Linked DNA regions of Homo sapiens: region 1 is linked to region 2. A link is a loop called in an ENCODE intact Hi-C map of the cell type or tissue named here. Cell type or tissue: PC-9. All regions are shown on one strand. Each heading gives the region's core, and the rest is flanking DNA. Links, peaks and the distances in the headings are about the cores only. Region 1 overlaps KAZN (kazrin, periplakin interacting protein). Region 2 overlaps FHAD1 (forkhead associated phosphopeptide binding domain 1).

The links. A loop is a pair of places that touch in the nucleus more often than their neighbours do. Peaks named below come from ENCODE experiments on the same cell type or tissue, not always from the same donor. Only the 100,000 strongest peaks of a DNase experiment are listed, where the experiment ranks them.
Region 1: it touches region 2 in a loop (7-fold over the local background); 2 of 110 quality-filtered maps call a loop at or near these places.

Annotation. Positions count from the first base shown.
Region 1 is chr1:15,032,916-15,043,308 of GRCh38, reverse strand. KAZN (kazrin, periplakin interacting protein) reads right to left here. Exons shown (of 15, transcript NM_201628.3): 3 at 8,424-8,560. Among named protein-coding and RNA genes, the nearest start is that of TMEM51-AS1, 110 kb to the left of the region's middle. RefSeq lists a silencer at 4,921-4,980. In PC-9, for the core only: a CTCF peak has its summit at 4,986 (motif pointing left); no DNase peak of the experiment used is centred there.
Region 2 is chr1:15,300,002-15,310,394 of GRCh38, reverse strand. FHAD1 (forkhead associated phosphopeptide binding domain 1) reads right to left here. Exons shown (of 34, transcript NM_001391957.1): 6 at 8,954-9,190; 7 at 1,659-1,782. Among named protein-coding and RNA genes, the nearest start is that of FHAD1-AS1, 39 kb to the left of the region's middle. RefSeq lists an enhancer at 4,326-5,525. In PC-9, for the core only: CTCF peaks have their summits at 5,278 and 5,495 (motif pointing right); a DNase peak (open chromatin) is centred at 5,524.

The sequences.
Region 1 (10,393 bases), core at 787-8,786, 270 kb after region 2:
GCAATAGTTGTTCTGGGGCTTTGTTCTGTTTGGTCAATTGTGTTCATCACAGGGAAACAGGGTCAACAGTAAGGAGGCACCAGCGACCCCAATTGTCTGGACTGCCACAAGGTCCGGCCACCACTCCACAGGGTCACAGCCTGTGAGAGAAACAGTTGCTGTGTCCTGAATGCAGCACAGTCCTCAGCCGCTTGCCCCAGCCCCTCCCCAGGCTGGCCCTCCTGCATGAGCTGTTTTCTGTGATTGTCCAGGGAAGGGCCAGGCCCCGGCTGTGCCAGTCCCCAGAGCAGAGCCAGCAGGGAAGGAACAGACAGCTGAATCGAGGCTGTGACCTCTGTTGGCCGGAGCAAAGTTTCAGAACAACAGGCGTCCTTTTGAGAAGGACAGTCCCAGCGGGGAGCTCTACCCATCCACCCAGCCACCATCTTCCCATTCACCAAATCAAAAGCAAATCCAAGGTCTCCGTGTGGCCTGGGACCGTGGAGAGAGGCCACCATCCTGCCTTGTCTGACAAACCTGTCTCTGAAGGCCTCACTTCCAGATGGTGAGAGACAGGGAGGCTGAGGGAGAACGTGGCCTTTTCTCTGTGGCTGTCAGAGCTGTAGCTATGGCCTTGGTTCTGGAGACAGAGGGAGAACCTGGGCCAAATCCTGGCTTTGCAATGACTGCTGTGAGTCATCCCTGCCTCAGTTTCCCCATCTGTAACCAGGGGATAATACCACATATACTTTGGGGCGTTTGTGTGGGTCTGCATGAAGGAATCCACCTGGAGAGCTCTGCACAGGACTGGGCTCCCAGCAGGCACCTGCTCGCCTCACTCAGATCCCTGCTCAATTGTCTCCTCCTCTGAGAAGCCTTCCCTGACCACCCACGTAAGAAAGAAGCCCCAGGCCCTCTCTAACCTGTTTTCTTTATTTGAAGCTGATACTGGTCTGTTATTCAACCAATATTTGTGGATATTTGTCTGGTACAAACCAGACAAAAATCCCTGCACTCGTGGAGCTTATAGTGAAAAATTCTGCTACAGTGTAGAAACTGACCACTGGGGTAAGGGTTGTCCCTGAGAACCCGCTGGTGTACAAGAGGCTGCTTATAAAATGTCCCTGAATTAGGAGGAAGCCCCACTAGGTCCCTCAGGATCATTTTTGTCTCATCGCAGTCACTGGTTCACACTACTACTCACGAACAGACCAAGGGCTCTAGGCCGGGTGGGAAGGCCTGTAGGTGCTTTCAAGTTTTGGACTCCCACCTTCTTGGGGTCATATTCCGCGGCAGCAGGAGAGCTGGGCTCAGCAGCAACTGTCACAGAACGTTCTGTACAGTGCTAAGGCTTTTAGGTGCATTATTTAAATCTCACAACCACCCCTGAGGCAGGGACTATGATTATCCCTATGTCACAGATGAGCAAACTGAGGCCCAGAGAGGTAAAACAACTTCGCCAGCTCATAGACAGTGTGGTAGAGGCCTCAATCCCTGCTGGTACCTGAGGCAGGAAAGGAACTGAAAGGAGACGCCTGAGAGGTCTGGAACTGGAAGGGGGTTGGGGGTGGTGGGAATTTCTGAGGGTGGGATTTGGCCAAGACCTCATGGGGCCTTGGATGACAGGCCTGGGAGCTGAGGTTCTTTGGGGCTGCCAGCACTTGGGGATCACATGGACATAAGAGGGGAGTGTGGCCGGGCACAGTGGCTCATGCCTGTAGTCCCAGTATTTTGGGAGGCTGAGGTGGATGGATCACCTGAGGTCGAGAGTTCGAGACCAGCCTGACCAACATGGAGAAGCCCTGCCTCTACTAAAAATACAAAGTTAGCTGGGCGTGGTGGTGCATGCCTGTAATCCCAGCTACTCGGGAGGCTGAGGCAGGAGAATCGCTTGAACCTGGGAGGCGGAGGTTGCAGTGAGCCGAGATCCCGCCATTGCACTCCAACCCGGGCAATAAGAGCAAAACTCCATCTCAAAAAAACAAAAAAAAAAAAAAAGAAAAAAAATGCGGAGAGTAGAATACAGAGGGGAGAGGAGGGGCTGCAGGGGCATGAAGGTCTGGCTAGGAGCCGGGTGCGGTGGCTCATGCCTGTAATCCCAGCACTTTGGGAGGTGGAGGAGGGCAGATCACTTGAGGTCAGGAGCTCGAGACCAGCCTGGCCAACATGGTGAAACCCCATCTCTACTAAAAAAAAAAAAAAAATACAAAAATTCGCCAGGTGTGGTGGCATGCGCTTGTATTCTCAGCTACTCCAGAGGCTGAGGCACGAGAATCGCTTGAACTCAGGAGGCAGAAGTTGCAGTGAGTGGAGATCATGCCACTGCACTCCAGCCTGGGCAACAGAGTGAAACTCCATCTCAAAAAAAATAAAAAAAACAAAAAACAAAAAAAGTCTGGCTGGGGAGGTGACAGTGGTGAGATGAAAGTGGCCTGTTTCCCTTCCATCTGCAGTCACGTGACAGGGAAAGTGCATTTGGCACAGCTTTCAGAAATGTTGCAGTTTTGCCACATTCTGTTTTTTGTTTGTTTGTTTTTGTTTCCTTTTTTTTTTTTAACTTTTTTGAGATGGAGTCTTGCTCTGTCACCCAAGCTGGAGTGTAGTGGTGCGATCTTGGCTGACTGCAACCTCTGCATCCCGGGTCCAAGCAATTCTCCTGCCTCAGCCTCCCGAGTAGCTGGGACTACAGGCGGACAACACCACATCCAGATAATTTTTGTATTTTTAGTAGAGGCAGGCTTTTGTCATGTTGGCCAGGCTGGTGTTGGACTCCTGACCTCAGGTGATCTGTCTGCCTCAGCCTCCCTAAGTGCTAGGATTACAGGCATGAGCCACCATGCTGGGTCATCGGCCACATTCTGGACAGGCCAAGACCCCTCCTTTCTCAGCAGCCTTGTTCCTGTGCCATCCCCCGACTCCCAGTAGCTCAGGGCCTGGGGTCCTTCCTGCTGCCTGCTCCAGTGGAGTCCTACAGGAGTCTGCTGGAGAAGTTGGGTGGGCCATGGCAGACTAAGCGGGCACAGTTGCGTGGGCGAGGGAACCTGAGGGTTCCAGTCATCCTGTTCCAGGGGGACATTTATCATGCACATAAAATGCAAATCATTTTTGGTAACCAGCTGCAAGATCTTGGAAGAGATGAAATAAAACCAGGACTTGTGGCTTCAGTTTTGCCAAACTGGCTCTAAACATGTGTCCTTGGGTCAGTCACTTGACCCTTGCGGACCTCAGTCTTCCCACCTGTAAAATGGGGCTGGACCCAACAATGACTAAAATATTGTTTTAATGTTGCTATTCCACCGATCTACAGGCGCGACTCTCTCCACTTCTAATATTCATATCTTAGTATTAAGGTATTAATTTTTTTAAAATCAGTATTTTCCAAAGTTCATTTTTCTGAATGAATCTGAAGGGCATTATGAAGCCAATCAATAAAAGTGGCACTTGCTGCTCAGCTGTAGCTACAGGGAGCTGCCCCCGGCAGTCATAGCCACAAGGCTTCTATTGAGTAGCGTCAACCCCACCCCAGCGGCTGGTCAGACTTGGGGGATGCCCCTAGTCACCTATGTCTTAAAAAATGACACGGTGCTCTCCATGGGAATTTTATTGCCAAATATGAGATGGATGTTACACTTTGAGATGGATATGTTAATTACTCTGATCTGATAACTATACATTCCATGGATCCAAACATCACTATGTACCCCATTAAAATGTATCATTTTTGCCCAAATAATTTTAAAAAACAAATTTGATATATCATGAAAAGACACAGAGAAGCACTGGTATGAAATGCTAGTTTGGCCACTGAAATAGCCAGCACTCTACCCATGGTTCACAGGGACAGCTGTGACCTCCTCTCTGTGGTCGGCCTTGGGTTGTTGAAAATGGCAAACAGTGGGACTCATTCCTTCGTTCCTCTGAACATGCACTGAGTGGTGTGGGGACGGTGGCCCAGGCCAGGCCCAGTCCTATGAGCTCTGGGGCTGGGGCTCTGGGACTAGACCTCCTGGGTTTGCATCCTGCCTCTACCCCTTTCCATAATCGTGTGGCCCTCGGCCTGAGACTTTACCTAAGTCTCAGTTTTCACCTGTTAAATGGGGGGAATGGGGACAATCACTCCTCGAAGGATTGCTATTAAAATAGCAAATGTGAAGAGATGAGGGCAGTGCCTGTGCACGGTAGGTGCACAATAAACATCTGCTACTGGTAATATCACATTCATGTCTGTATACAGTAGGTGCACAATAAACGTCTGCTGTTGGTAATAGCACATTCGTGTCTGTATACAGTAGATGCACAATAAACATCTGCTACTGGTAATATCACATTCATGTCTGTATACAGTAGGTGCACAATAAACGTCTGCTGTTGGTAATAGCACATTCGTGTCTGTATACAGTAGGTGCACAATAAACATCTGCTACTGGTAATATCACATTCATGTCTGTATACAGTAGGTGCACAATAAACGTCTGCTGTTGGTAATAGCACATTCATGTCTGTATATAGTAGGTGCACAATAAATGTCTGCTGTTGGTAATAGCACATTCATGTCTGTATACAGCAGGTGCACAATAAACATCTGCTATTGGTACTGTCACGGTCATGCCTTATACAGTAGGTGCACAATAAATGTCTGTTACTTGTCATGTTCATGCCTTAAACAGTAGTTGCACAATAAACATCTGCTATTGGTAACACCATGTTCATGCCTGTATATAGTAGGTGCACAATAAACATTGGATATTGGTAATATCACATTCATGCCTGTATACAGTAGGTGCACAATAAACGTCTGCTATTGGTAATACCATGTTCATGCCTGTATACAGCAGATGCACAACAAACGTCTGGTATTAGTAATACCATGTTCATGCCTGTATACAGTAGGTGCACAATAAACATTTGCTATAGGTAATACTGTGTTCATGCCAGCTCCTGCTGAGGTGGCCTCTGAAGGCAGCCATCACATCAGTCCCTGCCAGGATGATTACCTGGTAACAGCGCCATCTTTTGGATCCTCTTGGACTCTGCTCAGCACCCTCTTGCTTTTTTTTTTCTTTCTTTTCTTTTTTTGAGATAAGGTCTCATTCTGTTGCCCAGGCTGGAGTGCAGTGGCACAATCTGGGCTCACTGCCACCTCAACCTCCCTGGCTCAAGCAATCCTCCTGCTTCAGCCTCCCAAGTAGCTGGGACTACAGGCGTGTGCCACCCTGCCCCACTAATTTTTAAAATTTTTTGTAGAGATGGAGGTCTCACTCTGTTGTCCAGGCTGGTCTTGAACTCCTGGGCTCAAGCGATCCTCCCACCTTGGCTTCTCAGAGTGCTGGGATTACAGGTGTGAGCCACCGTAACTGGCTGCTTTTCTAAATCCTGATCTGTCCTCCTTCAGGGCATGTGTTCTCAGGGAGCTCTTTCTTCTAGCTCCTGATTCCTGGGTCCTCTGAGACCCTCTGTCCCTCCCAGAAGGACTTGTCTGGGTTCCTTTCTGCACAGGTCTTGCCTCTCCACCCCATTCCCAGAAACCAGACCTACGACTGGGGTCTGTGTGGGACCAGCCACAGCTCCAATCCTGCCCACCCGGGGCCTTCGTTTCCTTCTCCGGGTTTGCCAGTGAGACCAACAACAGGGAGTGGCAGGTGAGGGGCCGGCAGAGGGGCTTTGAAATCCACTGTGGAATTTTCATGATCAAATGGCTGACTCTGAATCCCCGAAAGCAATAATAATGATAATGATAATAATAATGGTAGCAGGCATATGCCCCTACCCCCCTTGCTTTCCATGCCCCGGGAACCTCAGGTCTGACAGCACTGGGCTGTGAGTAGTTGCAATCTTCATCCTGCTTTACAGATGTGAAGGCTGAGACCGGGGAGAGTCAGCTGTTTGCCCGAGCCACCCCCATAGCGAGTGCAGAGGTGAGATGCTAACCTATCTGTCTGCTCTTAATCCCTGCGTGACCCTGGTCCCAGGAGGGGAGGAAGCTGGTGGCTCAGGGGACAAGTAGAAGGTCAGCTTGGAGCCTGTCTTCTGCCCCAGGGCCAGCACGTCACTGAAGGCTATGGGCTGGTTCTCTGGCCCCACTGTGTCCTGTCCCCAATAAAAAAGAGGTAACCAGGTTTCCCTGCTGCTGGGCATGGGGCTGGTCAGGCAGAGGCTCTCCCTGCCTTGCCCACTGAAAAAAGACCAAGCTCCTTAGGCCGAGAATGGAGAAATGAGAGAGGTGGACACAGAAGGGGAGGCAGGGAGCAGAGGCGACCAGAAGATGCTGTGCTGAGTGCCAGGGGGTGATGGGGTTGGGGGAAGAGGCGCGCTGCACAGGGGGAAGGCCCGTAGGCTCTGGACCCAGGCCCTGTAAGCCCCTGCCCTGCCATCGCCGGCTGCATGACCGTGGGTGAGTTATCTCCCCTCTCTGTGTCTATCAGCTCATCTGTGAAATGGGAGGATAACCATATGCCCCACAGTGTCCGTGTGGATGTTAAATGAATGGACACACACGAGGCTCTGAGAACTCTTCCTGTAAGCCCTTGAAGTACATGCCGTAACTCCCACAGCACGCCCCTGTGAGCACACACGTGTACCTGCATCATCAGACAGGATAGCGGTGTCCCCTACCCCTCCCTCTGCATGGAGGTCACTCTGAGCTCCTGGTCTCTGACTCCTTGCTGGTGGCCAAAGGCAATGCTGCTGAGACAGCCTCACCCTAAGGAGCGGACCCCAGGCCCACGAGCTGCACCCCAGGCCCATGAGTTGCTCCCCATGCCAGAGTCTGAGAAAGCAGCCTCTGTGGGCTCCCCTGCCTCCCTCTGCCTTGCTTCTGGGTCGTCCCCTTCCTGCCAAACCGTTTGCCTGTGACAGGCATGGGGAGGCTCAGTTCATCTAATATGAAAGGGAGCCAGGCCAAACAGGCAGGGGAAGGGGAGCTGGGTGGTCAGGGCAGGGGGAGCTGGGCAGGCAGGGCAGGGGAGGGCTGGGCCGAGCAGGCAGGGCAGGGGGAGCCGGGCGGGGCAGGCTAGGCAGAGGGAGCTGGGCGGGCAGGGCAGAGGGAGCTGGGTAGGCAGGGCAGGGGAGGGCTGGGGCGAGCAGGCAGGGCAGAGGGGGATGGGGGGAGAGGTAGGCAGGGTAGGGGGAGCCGGGCCCTGCTCTCGAGTCGGGCACTGAGGGCAGCTAGAAGTCCCAGATCCCCATCAGGGGCTGTGGTGGCCTGGCCCAGAGAACTCTCGAGGCTCCTTTCATCATAGAAAGGAAGTGATGTGCATGCCCGGGAGGTGACAGTGAGGAATCAGCGGTGAAGACCAAAGTGGGTAGGGGGGACCAAGCATCTAGATTCAAATCCAGTCTGAACACTCTGGTCTCTGAACTGCGGCTCAGAGGCAGCATCTGGGAAGGACTCATTCACCTGGCCTGCTGCTTCCCACTGTTCAAAAAAGGGGCCTCGAGCTGAACACCCTGTGACAAGGGCTGTGACCAAGGTGCCTACGCAGGGCAGAAAACAGAGGCCAGAAGTGCATTCAGCTCGAGGCTGGAGTGCAGTGGGGTGATCTCGGCTCACTGCAACCTCCACCTCCTGGGTTCCAGTGATTCTGTGCCTCAGCCTCCTGAGTAGCTGGGACTGTAGGTGTGCACCACAATGACCGGCTACTTTTTGTATTTTTAGTAGAGATGGGCTTTTGGCCAGGCTGGTCTCGAATTCTTGTCCTCAAGCATTCCACCCACCTGGGTCTCCCAAAGTGCTAGGATTACAGGTGTGAGCCACCGTGCCTGGCCAGGGGACTGACTCTTCTTTAAGTTTTGGTGTCCTCTTTGGCATGTCATACCACAGATACCAGAGAGATACATGGTGAAACAAATTCCTCAGTTGTCTGGCCCATAAACTCCTATTCACCCCACAGAGCCCAATGCATATGTCACTTCCTCTGTGAAGCCTTCCAAGACTCCCTCCCTATAGGCAGAACTTCCTGCTGTCTCACTGGGGCTCCCCAGCTCTCTCTTCACACTTTTATTATGGTGTTAGTAAATGTTAGCTATGCGTCTTATTGATGATGCTATACTATGTGCCAGGCACCAGGCTGAGTGCTCGGCATTCATCATCTCATAGAGTCCTTACTGTAGCTTTGAAAGGTCCACCACAATCACCACTCTGCAGAGAGGAAACTGAGGCTCTGAGAGGTCAAGCGAGACCTGCGAGGGCACACACACAAGGAGCCAGGATCTGAACCCCCCGGACTCCTGAGTCCACGCTGTCCTGTTTGCCCAGGAGACATGGAGATCCCTCTCCGGGGGTTGTGCCGGTTTTATCTCGGTGCCTAGGCCTGGCTGGACACATCAAGGGCCTCCCTATCTGTGTTTGGGGATTCAAGAGGCAGAGCCTGTGAAGGTGGCCAGCCAGCAGGGGAGGTGGGAGCTGGTGTGTCGGGAGGGGAGGGGAGGGCAGGGCGGCGGCTGACCTTGCGGTGCTGCTCATAGTTGCGGATGAAGTCTCGGAGCTGCTCCTCGCGGCTCTCCAGTGTGGCATACAGCTGCTGCATCTGGCTCACCAGGTCTGTCTTCTCGCCCTTTAAGCGCTTCCGATCAGCTTTCATGGCTGGGGATAAAGGAGAGAGTTAGTTCCCAAGACCCCAGCTGTCCTCTCCAGATGCCTGAGTGCTGAGAAGTGGCATCACCGCCGTCACCTTTGTAACAGGTGAGAAAACAGGGCTCAGAAAGACGAAATGTCCCTTCCATGTGCCCTTGCCACTTGGTGGCCTTCCCAGGATTCCAAGCCAGGCTCACCTATGTCGAGAGCCCCGATTCTCCCCTCTCAGCTGTGTCAATCTGACCAGGGAGCAAGTCGTTGTCGAAACTGCTTTCCCAGCCCTAAGCTGGCTGAGTGTTCAATGACGAAGAACTGAGGCCTGGTGGGCTCCAGGGGCCCATGGCTCAGGAATCGGACAGGGCCTCAGTTCCCTCTCAAAAGGAACCCTGGGCCACCCTGAGTCCACTGGAACCACTCAGTCCAGCCCAACAGCCCCTCCTGCCTCATTTCTTCCGTGGGGAGAAGTATTACGTTAAAAACATGCACTAAGACATATACCAAAAGTGTAGAGCAACAAAAGAAAATACAGATAGATCGGAATTCATCAAAATTAAAACCGTTTGTGTTTCAAAGGATATCATCAAGAAAGTAAAGGACAACTCATAGAATGGGAGAAAATATTTGCAAATCCTGTATCTCATAAGCGGCTTCTATCTGGAATATACAAGTCTCTCTTGCAACTCAATAATAAAAAGAACAGGAAGTCATTTAAACAGGAAGTCAGGTGCGGTGGCTTATGCCTGTAATCCCAGCAATTTGGGAGGCTGAGGCAGGCCGATCACTTGAGATCAGGAGCTTGAGACCAGCCTGGCCAACATGGTGAAACCCCCTCTCTACTAAAAATACCAAAAATTAGCCAGGCGTGGTGGTGTGTGTCTGTAATCCCAGTTATTCGGGAGGCTGAGGCAGGAGAACTGCTTGAACCTAGGAGGTAGAGGTTGCAGTGAGCTGAGATTGCACCACTGCACTCCAGCCTGGGTGAGAGAGCGAGACTCTGTTACAAACAAACAAACAAACAAAATGGGCAAAGGATCTGAACAGACACTTCTCCAAGAAATGGCCAATAGGGACATGAAAAAACTCGGTATCAATTGTCATCGGGGAAATGCAAATCAAAACCACAATGAAATACCACTTCACACTCACTAGAATAGCTAAAAATAGAAAACAGACAATAGCAAGGGCTGGTGGGATGTGGAGAAACTGGAATCCTCATGCACTGCTGGCAGGAATGTGAAATGGTGCAGCTGCTTTTGGAAAAGTCTGATAGCTCCTCCAAAGATTAAGCATCAACTTACCATACGACCCTGCGATTCTACTCCTAGGCATACATCCAAGAGCTATGAAAACATATGTCTACACAAAAACTTATATGCAAATGTTTATAGCATTATTCATCAGAGCCCAAAAGGTGAAAATAACTCGAAAGTCCACCAATGGATGACTAATAAGCAAAATGAGATATATCCACACAATGGAATATTACCTAATAATAAATAAAAACAAGGAGGGCCATTGCTCAGTATGCATGGGGATTGGTTCCCGAACTCCCTGTGGACACCAAAATCCACAGATGCTCAAGTCCTTTATATAAAATGGCATAGTATTTGCACACAACCTACACAATCCCCTCATACACTTTATCTCTAGATCACTTACAATACCTAGTAAAATATAAATGCCACATGAATAGTTGTTATACTGTATTGTTTTGGGAATAATGACAAGAAAAAAAAATCTGTACATGTTCAGTATAGATACAACCATTCATTTTCTTTTCCGGAGTTTTTTTTTCTTTTCCTTTTTTTTTAGACAGAGTCTTGCTCTGTCACCCAGGCTGGA
Region 2 (10,393 bases), core at 1,323-9,322:
AGCCCTGCCCATAGGGCTCACAAGTATCCAAGAACATTCCATGTTAGGGAAGAACAGAGGTAGAAGCCTGGAGTGGGGAGGGGGACTGCAGAGTGAGGCAGAGGGAAAGCCACGGCCAGGCGGCCTGGGTCCTGCGGAGACAGCGATTGTGTCTGACTCAATGCTACGCTCTGCTTTCACAGCCACGGGCATGTTTCCTGCTGTGCAGGGGGGACTTTAGGAGCAATATGCCCAATCTGGACTCATTCCCTCTCCACCACCTGCTTTTCTCTCTTCCCCCTTTCTCTGTCCATGGCCCTATCATCTGCAGGTCTCGAGACATGCCATTCTCTGCCTTAAAAACCCTAACGTGTCCCATCACACTTAGAAGAAAACCTGAACCCCTCCCATGTAATGTGGCCCTGCCTCCCCCCTGACCCCACCAGGTCCCATAGCCCCTTGTTCCCTGACTCCAGCCACACTCGCCGGCAGTTGATCCAACACCGTGGCTTGGTCCAGCCTCGGGGCCTTTGCACCTGTGCTCTCTGCCCAGCATACCGTTCCCAGGGGCCTCCCGACAGCCCCTCCCACCTCCTCAGAGATATCCCTGCCCAGGCACTAAGCCAGGGATGTCCAATCTTTTGGCTTCCCTGAGCCACACTGGAAGAAGAAGAAGGGTCTTGGGCCACGCATAAAATACACTCACGCTAATAATAACTGATGAGCTAAAAAAAAAAATCGCTAAAAAAAAAAAATCTCATAATGTTTTAGGAAAGTTGAGGAATTTGTGTCGAGCCTCATTCAAAGCTGTCCTGGGCCATATGTGGCCCGCAGGTCGTGGGCTGGACAAGCTTGCACTAAGCTATTCTCCTTCACTTCACCCCCTGAGTGCTTCCCCACCACGGTGTCCAGCTTTATTTCCTCTGGAGCACTGATCTCTCTCTGGTATGGGCTTGTTCATTTATCTTTTTACTTCTTATTGTCTGTCATCCTCTCCCAAGTGTGAGCCCCATGAGCAGAGGGGCAGAGGGATCTTGACTGCTCAGGGCTCTCTCTCCCCAGTGCCTAGAACAGTGCCTGGCATCTAGCAGCTGCTCCATAAATGTGCTGAATGAATGAATGAATGAATGAATCCAGGCTAAGAAACAGCTGTGCCTGGCAAGGGTGGGCCATGAGTTGGCTGCCCCCTTGCCCACCCAAGTTCTTGAGTATCCAGCTACCTCTCAATTAGCAAAATGCTTTCGCTCCGGCCCAAGAGCACCAGTGTGAGATGGGTAAGAGGCTGGGTGCCTTAAACTGGCAACCCCATTTTAGCCACATTCTAGTTTGCATTCACAGCAAACTGGCTCATGGGACTGCCTGAGCTGCAGCTTGTCCTGTGTGTTCCCTGGTGAGGTCCATGCTCAGCAGGCCTTTTAGCTAACAGATAACATTTGCTCAAATATTTATCAAGGGCTCACTCCAAACCAGGCCCTATGCTAGGAACTGGATGGCACATAAACCTCTGAGGGTGAACTCAGATTCATGGACAGGAACTGCCTAAAGGGCTGCTGGGAAGAACTCTGAGGCTGCAGCCAAGTTCAGTAACAAAAAGTATGTGGTTGATTGGTGATGTCTGCTGTGGCCAAGAACAACGGGTGCGGGAGTGGCAGCTCCCAGGCCCGACTCCAAGGGCTCACCTGATGTGATAGCGTTGTCTCTCTTTAAGTTCTCGCCCTCATTCTTCAGGGATGTGATTTCTGAGTTCCGCTCTGACAGGGTCTGGCACAGCACCTTGCTGTAGCCTTTCTGTAGGGCACTGATCTGTGGGAGGAGGTGGCACAGTCAGAGGGGGGCTGGCCCACGTCTGGGAGACACACAGGTACTTCTCACAAGCTTGACAGAAAGATTCAGATTGAGTTTTGGCTGGGGTGTTGGGGAAACCAAGCTTTTTAGTTTTAACCAGTGGAAGGGACAGGGGAGGGCCTGTTCCTTCAAGGACCACCACTTCCTATGTCATCAAAACATGAACCTTATCTTTGTGCCCATAAAGGGGCCCAGGCCTGGCTGCCACTGGGGACACCTGGTTTCTTAATGTGCCTTCTGATGACCTTTGGACTCTCAGCCATAAACAGATCACCTGTTGGTTCCAGGTCGCCCAGTACTGACTGGATACAGAGCAAAGTTCAAGAGAGGGAAGCATGTTATAAAATTAATTCCCTCAAATGATAACAATAGGTTATATCTCACAGAACACTCTAGAACCTACAAAGCCCACTCACAGACACTACTCCTTCAACAGAGCCTCATGGCCTCTCCACAGAAGGCTCCTGGGAATGCTCCCGTATTAGTCTGTTTTCACGCTGTGATAAAGACATACCCGAGACTGGGAAGAAAAAGAGGTTTAGGCCGGGCGCAGTGGCTCACGCCTGTAATCCCAGCACTTTGGGAGGCTGAGGCGGGTGGATCATGAGGTCAGGAGATCAAGACCATCTTGGCTAACACGGTGAAACCCTGTCTCTACTAAAAATACAAAAAATTAGCTGGGTGTGGTGGCGGGCACCTGTAGTCCCAGCTACTCGGGAGGCTGAGGCAGGAGAATGGTGTGAACCCGGGAGGCAGAGCTTGCAGTGAGCCGAGATCGTGCCACTGCACTACAACCTGGGTGACAGAGTGAGACTCCGTCTCCAAAAAAAAAAAAAGAGAAAGAGGTTTAATTGGAATTACAGTTTCACTGGCTGGGGAGGCCTCAGAATCATGGCAGCGGCAAGAGAAAATGACGAAAAAGCAAAAGTGGAAACCCCTGATAAACCCATCAGATCTTGTGAGACTTATTCCCTGTAACTAGAACAGCATGAGAAAGACCAGCCCCCATGATTCAATTACCTCTCCCTGTGTCCCTCTCACAATGTGTGGGAACTCTGGGAGATACAATTCAAGTTGAGATTTGGTGGAGACACAGCCAAACCATATCATTCTGCCCCTGGCCCCTCCAAATCTCATGTCCTCACATTTCAAAACCAACCATGCCTTCCCAATAGTCCCCCAAAGTCTTAACTCATTTCAGCATTAACCCAAAAGTCAAAGTCTCATCTGAGACAAGGCAAGTCCTTCCCGCCTATGAGCCTGTAAAATCAAAAGCAAGCTAGTTACTTCCTAGGTACAATGGGGGTACAGGTATTGGGTAAATACAGCCATTCCAAATGGGAGAAATTGGCCAAAACAAAGGGGTTACAGGGCCCATGAAAGTCTGAAATCCAGCAGGGCAGTCAAACTTTAAAGCTCCAAAATGATCTTTTGACTCCAGGTCTCACATCCAGATTACGCTGATGCAAGAGGTAGGTTCCCATGGTCTTGGGCAGCTCCATCCCTGTGGCTTTGCAGGGTACAACCTCTCTCCCAGCTGCTTTCATGGGCTGGCGTTGAGTGTCTGCGGCTTTTCCAGGAGTACGATTCAAGCCATTGGTGGATCTACCATTCTGGGGTCTGGAGGACGGGGGCCCTCTTCTCACAGCTCCACTAGGCAATGCCCCAGTAGGGACTCTGTGTGGGGGCTCTGACCCCACATTTCCCTTCCACACTGCCCTAGCAAAGGTTCTCCATGAGGGCCCCGACCCCACAGCAAACTTCTGCATGGGCATCCAGGCATTTCCACACATCTTCTGAAATCTAAGCAGAGGTTCCCAAACCTCAATTCTTGACTTCTGTGCACCTGCAGGCTCAACACCATGTGGAAGCTGCAAAAGCTTGGGGCTTCCACCCTCTGAAGCCACAGCCCAAGCTCTATGTTGGCCCCTTTTAGCCATGGTTGGAGTGGGTGGGATATAGGGCACCAAGTCCCTAGGCTGCACACAGCATGGGGACCCCGGGCCTGGCCCACAAAACCACTTTTTCCTCCTGGGCCTCTGGGCCTGTGATGGGAGGGGCTGCTGTGAAGGTCTCTGACATGTCCTGGAGACATTTTCCCCATGGCCTTGGGGATTAACATTAGTCTCCTTGGTACTTATGCAAATTTCTGCAGCTGGCTTGAATTTCTCCCCCAGAAAATGGGTTTTTCTTTTCTACTCCATCATCAGGCTGCAAATTTTCTGAATTTATGCTGTTTCCCTTTTAAAATGGAATGCTTTTAACAGCACCCAAGTCACCTTTTGAATGCTTTGCTGCTTAGAAATTTCTTCTGCTGGATACACTAAATTATCTCTCTCAAGTTCAAAGTTCCACAAATCTTTAGGGCAGGGGCAAAATGCCACCATTCTCTTTGCTAAAACATAACAAGAGTCACCTTTGCTCCAGTTCCCAACAAGTTCCTCATCTCCATCGGAGACCACCTCAGCCTGGGCCTTATTATCCATATCGCTATCAGGCTTTTTGTCAAAGCCATTCAGCAAGTCTCTAGAAAGTTCCAAACTTTCCCACATTTTCCTCTCTTCTTCTGAGCCCTCCAAACTGTTCCAACTTCTGCCTGTTACTCAGTTCCAAAGTTGCTTCCACATTTTCAGGTATCTTTTCAGCAATGCCCCACTCTATTGGTACCAATTTACTGTATTAGTCTGTTTTCACACTGCTGATAAAGCCATACCCGATACTGGGAAGAAAAAGAGATTTAATTGGACTTACAGTTCCACATGGCCGGGGAGGCCTCAGAATCATGGTGGGAGGCGAAAAGCACTTCTTACATGGCGGCGGCAAGAGAAAATGCGGAAGAAGCAAAAGCGGAAACCCCTGATAAAACCATCAGATCTCATGAGACTTATTCACTATAACGAGAACAGCACAGGAAATACTGGCCCCCATGATTCAATTACCTCCTGCTGGGTCCCTCCCACAACATGTGGGATTTCTGGGATACAATTCAAGTTGAGATTTGGTGGGGATGCAGTCAAACCACATCAGCTCCCATTTTGCAAGTGAGGAAATCAAGACTCAGAGGGGTGAGGTTGCTTGCTTGGGATTGCACGGATCAGTCGGTGGTAGAGTTACGATCCAAATCCAGGCTTTAGTTGCCTGCTTCCAGTTCTTTCCACGTGGCTCTAGGAACCAGCATTAACAGCCTGAGGCCGTGGAGCATGGTAGGGACTCAGGAGCCAGACTGCCATCTGCAAAATCCGTCTCTGTGTGAAGGTAGGGAGGACACCAATTCTGTCCCATTTTTTTATTCTGTAAGTGTGGTGACAGTCGTAATTTCAGGGTTGTTGAAAGCATTTTCATAAGTTAGTACATGTAAGAGTACATAGACCATGCCTGGCTCCCCACATAGACACTAGCTCTGATTATTCTACGGTGCGTTTTAGCTTCTGCTTCTCTTGCCTGTCTCCAGGAAGGTAGACTGATAGTATTTTTGTGTGCATTTGTAAGCCTTGCCTAGGCTCACTTAAACACCAGTGTGATTGTTATTAAGAGGAGTGCAAGAATCCCTGTTAATCATCTCATCGTGTTGCAGGCATATCATAAGATATGACAGGGTGGGAGTCGGGGGGGACCCCGACAATGCAGATACGGTGTGCCCTGCACCTGGCCACCAGGTGGCGCTCACAGTCTGTTTTTAGTGTCTGTCCCTGAAAACCTTGTGGCTATGACTCGGTGGTAGAATTAACAGAAGGATCAAGGTTTCACAATTTCTACGGCCCATTTCGTGCACCAGTCACATCTTCCCTGGGGCATCTGAGACACTGGAGAAGGGGTGCTCACTAGAAGATGGAGGGACATGGGCTGCAATGTCCCAACCCTCTCCAAGGCCATACTTGCGCAGGTCTCCACTTCGGAAACTTGGAGTGAAAAAAATTATTTCACCTCTTCCTGTTTTCTGTGGGGACATGCAACTCTCCCATAAAAAGGCACTTGGAATTTTTTTTTAAAAAAGTTACAGCTCTTCTCAGCTTAATGCTTTTGTTTGTATACCAGAGGCACAACACAGAGAGAAACTTCCAGAAGGGATGGGAAAATACATCCCCCAGACTCCAGTGCTGTCTGACAGATAGGAAATGTTTCAATCTAAGTACCAGAGCTTTAGGATATCAGACTGTGGGAAAACTCCAAGTAGTCTTCAAACATCTTCATCAATTTCATGACCAAAATAAATATCCATATTGTCTATAATTGGCATAAATCCCCAGGTGTTAGTGCCTATTACACTGTGTAATAAAATGGGCACTGGGTCATAAGAAAGTTAATAGTGCTAGGAAGACTGATTGCTTTAAGATACTAATTCAGCTTCTAATTAGCACAGGCAGTGCAGGCCGCATGGCGGTACGCATTGTCTTGGGGTATTGTATCAGATCGAAGGGCTTTGAGAGCAAATCGTTATGCACACACTTTCAGGAGACCCAGGAGAATAAAGTAATCAGAACAATAAATCAACCTGCCATGTGGCTTGTACGTCTGCTTGAATGTTCTGTTGGCAATAGAATATTTAAGAGACTAAAATGTGAGCAGATGAAACTTGATTTGGATTCAGACCAACTGCATCCTTTAGCTCAGAGATGCTTTGTTATAAAGTATCATCTTTCAATTATGAGCCAAGATCAAAGTGGGGGGAGGAGTATTAATAAGTCAGAGTAATTCTTTCTTTCTTTCTTTTTTTTTTTTTTTGAGACAGAGTCTCACTCTGTTGCCCAGGCTAAAGTGTGGTGGCATGATCTCTGCTCATTACAACCTCTACCTCCCAAGTTCAAGTGATTCTCCTGCCTCAGCCTCCCAAGTAGCTGGGATTACAGGCACGCACCATCACGCTTGGCTAACTTTTGTATTTTTAGTAGAGACGGGTTTCGCCATGTTGGCCAGGCTGGTCTCGAACTCCTGACCTCAGGTGATCCGCCTGCCTTGGCCTCCCAAAGTGCTGGGATTACAGGCGTGAGCCACCACGCCCGGCTACAGAGTAATTATTTATAGATAATTTCACGGTGAAAGATAAATTTCCAGATAATGTGAGCACTTTAAACAATACCCAAAATGTGGACACAGACTCAAAGAGATGTGACAGTTACTCATCCTTAACCTTGTATCTGGACAAGACACTTCACTTAGTGCAGGAAAGCTCTGAAATGGGAGAGTTACTGAAAAAGATGGAGATCTGGTTGCAAAACTGGGTTCAGATGAGAAGAGAAAGAGGCTCCTCAAGGAGTTAGAGACATGTCCAGGCAGCTGTCTGCAGCAGTATTTCCTATAGGACCAGCTCCTTTCATTGCTCTTTCAAAAACAGGTCTGAAGGAGGGTCACTGCCTCAATATTAGGGCATATATTTGTCTGTTTTGTTGTCTACTCTGTCCCCCTCATTGGAACACAACTGTAAGAAGACAAGGATCAGGTCAACCTTGTTCTCTGCCGAATTCCCAGAGCGCAAAAGAGGGCCTGGCACTGGGTAGTCACTCAACAAACGTTTGAATGAACGAATGAGTGGATGAATGAATGAATGAACAGACACTGTCCTATTCTGGAAGGTAACTAGGCCCAGCCCTTGCCCTTGTGGAGTTTATAGTCCCGGAAAGACTCTTCGAGGTTCACCATGTCTAACCTAGGCTTTTTCCAGGGCTGAAACTGTGCACCCTGAACTGGGTACAGAAGGCAGAGGCCAAAAGCAGTGAATCGGCGAACAGAGGCCCCAGGCATGTCCACAGTTTAACCAGCATGATGCACTGAGGGTGAAATTCACCAGTGGCCCATTACTCTTTTAACAACTTTGTTGACTGATATACAATATCACTGACCACTTTTTTTTTTTTTGAGACGGAGTCTCGCTCTGTCGCCCAGGCTGAGTGCAGTGGTGCTATCTTGGCTCACTGCAAGCTCTGCCTCCCAGGTTCATGCCATTCTACTGCCTCCCGAGTAGCTGGGACTACAGGCGCCCGCCACCACACCTGGCTAATTTTTTGTATTTTTAGTAGAGACGGGGTTTCACTGTGTTAGCCAGGATGGTCTTGATCTCCTGACCTTGTGATCTGCCTGCCTCAGCCTCCCGAAGCGCTGGGATTACAGGCGTGCGCCACCGCGCCCAGCCATCACTGACCAATCTTAAAGTAAAAAAAAAAAGAATTTGAATCAAGTTTCAAGAGAAACGTACATGACTGGTAAATTCAGAAATTCCAGGTGAAGAATTTTTGTTTGATGAAATTCCCTATAAGTGAACCAGTAACTAACTGCCTTCAGGGTTTGGTAAAGGCCTCTGTGTTTGGAACACCGGGCAGTTCCTTCTCCCCACTTAGCTAACTTCCCATAGCTCTCTCTGGCTGGGGCTGGATTTGGGTGAGACGCGGTTACTGAAGTGACAGCATTGTGGGGAAATAGGAAATCGAGGTGAGAACATGGGGTCTGCGAGAAGGCGGACCTGAGTTCAAATTGCACTGCCACCTCTCACGTGCTGTGCAAGCTGTAAGCAGTTCCTGGGTGTCTCTGGGCCTGTCTTAGACTTTTTTCTTTCTTTCTTTTTGAGACAGGGTCTCACTCTGTCACCCAGGCTGGAGTGCAGTGGCGCCATCTCAGTTCTCTGCAACCTCTGCCTCCCAGGTTCAGCCTCGGCCTCCCAAGTAGTTGGGATTACAGGCATGCACCATCACGCCTGGCTAATTTTTGTATTTTTAATAGAGACAGGGTTTCACCATATTGGCCAGGCTGGTCTCAAACTCCTGACCTCAAGTGATCTGCCTGCCTCAGCCTCCCAAAGTGCCAGATTACAGGTGTGAGCCACAGCGCCCGGCCTGGGCCTGCCTTAGACCCTTCATCTGTAGAATGGATGTGTCAGAGGATTGTGAGGTTTAAATAAGTTAATCTAAAGCGCTTTGCACTAGTTCTTGCACATGGCCAGTGCTGAACAAAGGCTGATCTTGTTCTTACCATGCTAGGAAACTGCCGAATCTCCCAGTCTTGTGGATTTGTGTTCTTAACCACCATGCTCCACTGACCACGCGTTCCCTAACTCTGGGTGGCTCACCTTGGTTGGTGGTCCTGGGGCCTCCCGGGCCTTGGCCTGAGAGCTGTGCTGTACCTCTCAGGCTCTGCCTACCTGGCTTTTCAAGCTCTGGATCTCTTTCTGTTTGGCATCGATGTCTTCATCCAGAACCTGACACTTCTGCGAGATCTCCTTCTCATTCTGCCTGGAGGTGGTGGTCTCTGACACCTTCTGACTCAGCTCAGCCACTTCATTCTGCAGGTTTGCTATTATGACGTCTTTGTATTTGGATTCAATTTCATAATCTGAGAGACGGCTGACCTCTTTTCCCAGCAGCAGAATTATTTCATCCTGGGTAGAGATCAGATGGGAGGCTTACTAGGTGTGGGCCTAGGTGTGAGGCTGAGCCCATTAAAAAAAAGTAGGGGCCGGGTGCGGTGGCTCACGCCTGTAATCCTAGCACTATGGGAGGCCAAGATGGGTGGATCGCCTGAGGTCAGGAGTTCGAGACCAGCCTGGCCAACATGGTGAAACCCTGTCTCTACTAAAAATACAAAAATTAGCTGGGTGTGGTGGCAAGCGCCTGTAATCCCAGCTACTTGGGAGGCTGAGGCAGGAGAATCGCTTGAACCCGGGAGGCAGAGGTTGCAGTGAGCCCAGACCATGCCATTGCACTCTAGCCTGGGCAACAAGAGCAAAACTGTCTCAAAAAAAGGTAGGAAAATTATAGTGTAATTATTTTGGGAAAGTAAGGGCAGGCAGGCAGGGAAAAGGCAGACTTTGAGGCTCTCTGTCACTTGGCAACTCATAGAGACAAGAGTTTGGTTAAAATGATTACTTGCATACAGACTTCTATAAGTCATGTGTATACCTTAGAGCGACAGAAACTTTCCTTTCCCCTAAAATTATACTTTCATATTAAGAACCACCATCCCACTTGGGAATTTTTGTTGCCAAAAAGTTTATTTATAATATTTTTAGGAATCAACTTACCAGGCCTCAGTCTAACATCTGGGGACGAAGGAAAGGTAATTAAGGAAATGACTCTATTCAACCACATTCTGACTATAATGGGGCTATTTAACTTTACAAATTTAATACATTCTGAAATAGCTTTTCCCCTTTCCTCTCTTCTGTTATTCCCTGGCTCTTTTGGTTATTCACATAAAAATTTATTCCAGGTAACTGAGTCATGAAAAATAAATGAGAGGGGAATGGTGATTTATGTATATAGGCTCTTGTAAATTTCAGGCTGGAAAAAACTTTGGGCTTGGCAGGCTGTACCCACAGGTATCATTAACCCAGTCCCCCATCTCTCCAAAAGAAAAAGCACCGTAGCCGAAGAATTTGTTAGGTTTCCCAAAAAAGGGGGAAAAAATCCCCCAAACTTCTCACCAGAACGCATCAATAAAATATCAGGAAGATTGAGAACAAAAATTCCCCGATGTGATTCATAGGCAGCTACAGAGTTCCTGATCAGTTACTTTGAGAGGAAACTGCTCTCCATGCAATTTTCCACTGGTGGGAAGGAAGCGGGTGGGCAGTTTCTAGGCC